2 separate regions of the Homo sapiens genome follow, and region 1 is linked to region 2. A link is a contact called in ENCODE Hi-C data. All regions are on one chromosome and are shown on one strand. The core of a region is the stretch at or near the end of the contact, and the rest is flanking DNA. Distances in the headings are between cores, read along the strand shown.

The links. A loop is a pair of places that touch in the nucleus more often than their neighbours do. Pooled maps may share reads with other maps.
Region 1: a loop to region 2 is called in a pooled map, with 12 times the contacts of the local background. The contact joins the promoter of RABL2B here to the promoter of NCAPH2 in region 2. A Hi-C loop is called at or near these places in 1 of 50 pooled maps.

Annotation. Positions count from the first base shown.
Region 1 is chr22:50,782,277-50,785,947 of GRCh38, forward strand. It overlaps RABL2B (RAB, member of RAS oncogene family like 2B), which reads right to left and starts at 1,360. Exons shown (of 9, transcript NM_001130919.3): 1 at 1,225-1,360; 2 at 1-71. The coding sequence starts at 18. It also overlaps the pseudogene RPL23AP82. RefSeq lists a silencer at 1,292-1,531.
Region 2 is chr22:50,506,836-50,510,063 of GRCh38, forward strand. It overlaps NCAPH2 (non-SMC condensin II complex subunit H2), which reads left to right and starts at 1,389. Exons shown (of 20, transcript NM_152299.4): 1 at 1,389-1,610. The coding sequence starts at 1,503. It overlaps LMF2 (lipase maturation factor 2), which reads right to left and starts at 867. Exons shown (of 14, transcript NM_033200.3): 1 at 747-867; 2 at 1-200. The coding sequence starts at 840. RefSeq lists an enhancer at 598-647 and silencers at 868-967, 1,638-1,927.

The DNA.
Region 1 (3,671 bases), core at 110-2,609, 280 kb after region 2:
GGTTTTGTCTTCTGCCATTGGCTCCTAGCTGTAGAGAGGGGTCCAGCCCAAGGGAGGGGAGGGTATTGTCACTGTCTGGGAAGATCAACAAGAGGCTGTTGTCAGAGATAAGTCCCCTCAACCAAATCTCCAGCTGTACCTCCCTCCAGACTGCTTCCCTCAGTGCCAGACTGAGATATGGTATGCAATTGACTACTAGACTTGGAGTAGCAGAGTATGACACACAGGCATCAATAATATGTTATACACAAATAGTTAAGTCCTGCGCACCCCAAATGCTGCTCCTCACGTTACCCATTTGCACAAGACATTCACCAGGCATCCAGTGCCAAAGGCTGTGTGCAACATTATGTCTAGCTCTGTTTTACTCTCCTCACACCTAAATATGACTTTGCAAACATTCCTGAGAATGTAACCACAGTCCAGACTCTTAGCTAGGGGGGCACATAGAAATGATATGATGATGAGACAGCAGCAATAGGTGAGCCTTACTGGGCATTCACCATGAGCAGACCTTGCACAGGGTTCAGAGGATGGAAGACACAATGATAGCAGAGTCTACTGTGGTGAGAGCTACGACAGAAGTATGCACACGGGTCAGGGGTAGAAAATACCAACAGGGCCCCCGAGTTTTCCTGACTGTGCCACCACACAGCTACTGCTTCTGCACAGCCAGGGACTTCGCCTTGTTTATCCAGGGAGACAATTCCTGGGAAGTGGCAGATGCCTGGAAAGCATGATGAGGGGTCTGCCCCCTTTCACCTGTACCCTGTAGAGAGAGCGACAGAAAGCCAAATCCAGCTTCATGGCTCCATGCTTGAAGACGTTCTTTCTTTTGTTTAGAGATAGGGTCTCACTCTGTCGCCCAGGCTGGAGTGCGGTGGCGCGATCACGGCTCACTGCAGCCTCCAACTCCTGGACTCAAGCGATCCTCCCTCCTCGGCATCCCTGGACTATAGGCGTGAGCCACCGCTTACGGGCGAAGACTTGCTTGTCCGTGTCCTTGCCATCTAAGTGGGTAAGCTATCTTTCGATAAATGTTTTTGGCCACCAACCATGTCCAGGCATCGCCAGGCTGCCCGTCCCGCCCCCCACAACAGCCTCGCGAAGCCACCTTTCCGTGCTTCCCCCGACCCGGACGCCCTCTCGCCCACACCGCTAGGGAGGCCTCGGAGGGGCTGTCCCCGCGTGCTAAGCCAGCCACCGGGGCGGATTTGCCCTCACGTGCGGTTCCGAGTGAGGGCTGGAGAGACCAGGGACGCTGCGGGTCGGCCCCTCGGGCCCTGCCGCCAGTCTGGACTCTGCGCGCTCTCGAACCACGCCCGCCGGCCCAGCTCGCGCCGCAGCGCACTCCACTTCCGGCTCGGCCCGCGTCCTCGCAGCTGCTACGCAACCGCACAAGGACCCCGAGGGAGGCTGCCCGGCCGAAGGCCTGAAGGACCCCGCCGGGGCGCTGGCTGCCCAGCGCGGCGCCTGGCGGGAGGGCCGCAGGGAGTGCGCATGCGGCCGAGTGCGGGACTGGGGCTCCTGGCTGTGGGTGTGGTACCGAGGCTTCAGCGGGTGCCGCCCGCCTAGAGGGAGTGGAGCGGTGAGCACGTCAGGGGTGGGGGGCGCAGGTCAAGCTTTCACCAGTTTTTAATTCTTTGATGGGGTAAATTTGAGCAATTTTCTCGACTTGTCGACATTCGTTATTAACTGAGCAGGAATCAGGAGAGGAACCCGGTCCTCTCCACACAGCCCAGCAGGTACGCCGCCCATGTGCCTGTGGAGAAGAGAGGTTCCTGTGGGGCAGACAGGTGTGGACCAAGTAGCTGCGAAATTTCTTCTGAAGAAAACACACAAGGGGGAAGCGAGTGAGCTCAGTGGAGGAGGGGCGCTACCCCAGGGGACGTCCCCATGCATGGGCTTGTGAACCTCGAATATGTGAGACGGTCTCAGTCAATTTAGAAAGTTTATTTTGCCAAGGTTGAGGACGCACGCCCGTGACACAGCCTCAGGAGGTCTTGACATGTGCCAAAGGTGGCCGGGACACAGCTTGCTTTTATACATGTTAGGGAGACAGGAGACATCAATATATGTAAGATGAACGTTGGTTCCCTCGGGAAAGGCGGGACAACTCGAAGCAGGGAGGGGGCTTCCAGGTCACAGGTAGGTGAGAGACAAACTGTTGTATTCTTTCGGGTTTCTGAATAGCCTCCGCAAAGGAGGCTATCACATATTAACCTATCTCAGTGAGCAGAGGGGTGACTTTGAATAGATGGGGAGGCAGGTTTGCCCTAAGCAGTTCCCAGCTTTTTTCCCTTTAGCTTAGTGATTTTGGGGCCCCCAGATTCATTTTCCTTTCACAGGCTAGACAGCTTTAGGAACTGAAAGGTTCACGAGGCTGTAACGAAGAGTCGAGTTGCTCCAGGTGAGCCTGGGCCACAACAGCACGCAGGACCTGGGCGCCCACGAGGGGCTCCTGGGAGGGTTTGGGAAAGGGATGTGTGAACCCTATCTGAGATGGTTTCAGGTAATTTAGAAAGAGGTGCACCCGTGACACAGCCTCAGGAGGTCTTGACGACATGTGCCCAAGGTGGTCAGGGCACAGCTTGGTTTTAGGGAGACATGAGACATCAATCAATATATGTAAGAAGTACGTTGCTTCCATCCAGAAAGCTGGGGACAACTGGAAGCAGGGAGGGGGCTTCCAAGGTCACAGGTAGGTGAGAGACAAAGGTTGCATTGTTTTGAGTTTCTGATTAGCCTCTCCAAAGCAGGGAATCAGATATGCACCTATCTTAGTGAGGAGATAGGTGACTTGGAATAGAAAGGGAGGCAGGTTTGCCCTGAGCAGTTCCCAGCTTGACTTTTCCTTTAGCTTAGTAATTTTGGGTCCCCAAAATTTTCCTTTCAGAGAGCCTACGACTAGATTTGCATCTTTACGTCCTGCGCGGAGGCTGCTACACACATGCAGAAGTCATGCTGGTGGCCTGGACAGTGAAGGGAGAGAAGTGGATTTGGGAGACATTTAGGAGGTAAGATTGCTAGGACCTTGGTGATAGCTTGGACATGGAGGGTGGAGGAGGAGGGGTGTCTAGCAGATAATGCTCTTAGGTTACCACCTGGGATATTAGGGAGAGTGAGCAGGCTGTTTTTTGTTTCTTAGGCAGAACTTGGTTTTGCGGTGCAGTAGGGTGCCTGGAGCCGAAAGCCTGACTTCCTCATACAGGCCAGACCCCACATGTGACTGCCAGGCCACTTTGAGGCTGAGAGAGATGGTTTTGTCTGGCCTCTGTCCTGCACGTGTTTACGGATGACCTCTGTGTTGGCAGATTTGGGGGTCCGCCAGATAGGATCCTGTGAAGAGACCTCAAAGGTCTTTAGTCCAATCTATAAAACATTTTTATGTTGATTATATCATTTCCACAATCAAAGATGAAGAATATATACAGAGGTGTATTTAGTGAATAAGGTTGATGGTGCACCTGCGCTAGGCAGTGTTTTAGTTCGTTGAGACACCAGGGAGTTGAGACAATCCTTTACCTCAGAGTTTTGTGTCTGTAAGTCCTGCTGTTGAGAGGTGTGTGTGTTAAAATGTCTGATTTGGGCAGGTGAGATCTGGGCCCTCTGTAAGGTTAGGTAACAGGAGGTTGGTGTCCAGCAAATATTCAGTGCCCCATCAACATCCC
Region 2 (3,228 bases), core at 139-2,638:
CAGTGGGCTCAGCAGCAGGGCTCCCAGGGCCACTAGTGCACCCAGCAGGCTCAGCAGCTCCAGGCCCTGGGCCGTGTCCAGCCCCAGTCTCGGCGCTTCCCACAGCAGCGTCGGGGTCTCCCACAGCTGCTGCCAGCGCCCCTTGCCCTGAGGCCGCAGCGTCCTCCTTGCAGGTAGGATGCCCTCGGGGCCATACAGGCCTGTGGGAGGGCATGTCATGGCCAGGCCCTGGACAGCCCTTGCAGACTAGACTACCTCTGAGTCAGGGCCTGCAGATCCCCCAGCCTAGGTCAGAGCATGCGGATACCTCCATCCCTAGGTCAGAGTCTGCAGTCCCTCCAGAGCCCGTCCCCCAGGTCGGGACCTGTCAAAACCCCGTCCCAGGGCTAGAGGCCTGCTCAACTACCTGAGTCAGGGCCTCCCACCCAGCAGAGCCCACTGCCCTCTTCCAGGTCTCAGCCCGATCTCCTACCTGTCCCACCAGGTCTGGGAGGAAGCCTCTCTCCCACCTCTCTCAGAGTTCTGTCCCCCACCCCAGGTCAGAGTCCAGAGCCTTACGGGAAATGGATCACCGCACACCTTCCTACCCCCACAGCGGCCTGCAGGACACGAACCGCCGCCCCCTACCCCACGCCAAGGCCTGGCCCTCACTCCCAACCCCGGACTGCGTGAGTGCCGGGCACAGAGAAAAGAGGACATAGGGTCCCGCGCCGAGGCTGGGGGTGTCCCACCCTGGGTGCCTTCACCTGGGATTTGCGTGTAGAGGGAAGCGAAAGCAAACATGAAGACGGCCGCCACGCCCTGGAGGAAGAGCTGCCGCGGGAGCCGGGAGCCCGCCATGTCCGCTACGCGGCCCGCTAGAGCAGGGCCCGCCCTCCGCGTCCGCCCGCCCGCGGCAGCCCCAGGCCCCGCCTCCTCACCGCCCCGCCCGCCCAATCCGTGGCAGCCCCAAGCCCCGCCTCCTCGGCCCGCCCGCCCGCCCGCGGCAGTCCCAGGCCCCGCCTCCTCACCGCCCCGCCCGCCCAACCCGTGGCAGCCCCAAGCCCCGCCTCCTCGGCCCGTCCGCCCGCCCGCGGCTGCCCCAGGCCCCGCCTCCTCACCGCCCCGCCCCCCCAACCCGTGGCAGCCCCCAAGCCCCGCCTCCTCGGCCCGCTCGCCCGCGGCAGCTCCAGGCCCCGCCCCACCCCGCCCCGCCCGACCCACGGCGGCCCCAAAAGCCCTCCCGTCCAAACTGGTGGCAGCCCAAAGCTCCGCCCACCCCCCCCTCCCGGAGGCTTCGACCCCGCCCCGCGACTCTTCCGGTGAGCTCCCGCTGCGCGGCGCCGGGGTTCGCCTCTCTGGCTTTTGCCCACGTTACGTCATAGACATGCGCGCGACGCCGCGCCTACGCATTTTCCTGGGCGGGAACAGCAAAATGGCGCCAGAACTAGTGGCGGGCTGAGGACGCCGTACCCCTCGGAAGGCAGCCCTGCGGTCCCTTTGCCGCCCGTTCCCTCCCGGACATGGAGGACGTGGAGGCGCGCTTCGCCCACCTCTTGCAGCCCATCCGCGACCTCACCAAGAACTGGGAGGTGGACGTGGCGGCCCAGCTGGGCGAGTATCTGGAGGAGGTAAGGGCGGCGGGGGAGTGACGCGGGGTGGGCCGGCGGGTGGGGCTGCGGGGCGGGGGCTCCGGGCCCGGGGCTGTGGGCGCCCCACCGTCTCCACGCCTATGGCTATCTGGCGCTCTGGCCGCGCAGGTCCTCGGGCTCCCTGCTTCTTTTCAAACTCCATCTCTGCCTCCCCAAATCATCCCTTGTTGGATTAGCGTGGACCTGTCATTGCAGGTTTCTACCCGTCAGCGAGCCGTGAATGATTGAGTGGGTGGTGACCAGCCGTTTCTCTAACGTAGTGGAATAGACTAGAAAGCATTATTGCTTTTATTGCAGTTATTGCGAGCATGCTTGTGTGTTTGAGAGGTCTGGATCACGATGTCAGAGGAATTTTTTATCTTGGATTTTCAAACCAATTTCAAGCTATTGCCATGCTCTATCCTGTTAGCGATTAGTGTTTCTTCCATGTTTGACAGCCCTGTCTAGACCTGTGTTAAGCTGTCTGCTCCATATTTGCGCTTCATTTTTACTCCTCAGCCCAGCTCAGTCTGGCGTCCACGACACTTAAATGTTTCTTGTCTTGATCAGCAGTGATCTCCATTCTACCAAATCCAAGGGACATAAGTCAGCATTTGTTGGACTGGCCACTCCTTTCTTTTTGAAACATGGTGGTAGGATTTTTTTTCCCTATTTCATTGCCTGATTTTTCTTTTCTATCCAGTCTCTAAGTGTTGAGTTCCTCAGGATGGGGCCTAGGTCATCTTCTGATGCATTTACCCTGAAGTGTCATTTATTTCTATGATTTTAAATATTGCCTGTATTAGGACAACTACCAGATCTGCAGCTCCATCCTAGATCTTTCCTCCAAATCTACTTTACATATCCAGCTGCTCTCTTGACATCTAGTGGGTGTCACGCAAACATCTCATTTAACATATTTAAAGTGGAACTCTTCATTTTTCTGCTTAAACCCCAGCTTTTCCCATCTCGGAAAATGACACCGCTGTTCAACCAAAAGCAAAAGCTAAATGTGGCTATAGTGAAGCCCCATGCTTAACACTCAGTTCATCCATGAATTCCATCAGTTATACCACCGGAATATCACTTGAATTCATCTGTTGTCCATTTTATTTGGTCTAGGCCACCATTGTCTCTGGCCTGGATTTGTGTAAAACCTTCCTATTTGGGTTCCCTTATCCCTGTTTTTGTCCCGTCCAATTCGTGCTCCAACCAGCAGCAAGTGTGACTCTTAAAAATTAAAATCTGGCCACAGCACTGTTTTCTGCCTAAAATCAACCCCTCAGTGGCTTTCCATTATGCCCAGAATAAAACCCAAATTTCCTTCTCTGAACCTGGCTCTGCTCTCCATTTTAGCCTCATTTTGGGCTGTTTTGTATCTTGTTCTTTTGAACCAGTCAACCTATGGCCCCTCCAAGCTTTTTCTTGGTGGAAGATCTTCATGCTTTCTGCCCCCACTTGGGAATCTTCTTTTTTGTTTTTATTTATTTATTTATATATTTTGAGACGGAGTCTCACTCTGAGACGGAAGTGCAGTGGCGCGATCTGAGCTCACTGCAAGCTCCGCCTCCTGGGTTCACATCATTCTGCCTCAGCCTCTGCAGTAGCTGGGACTACA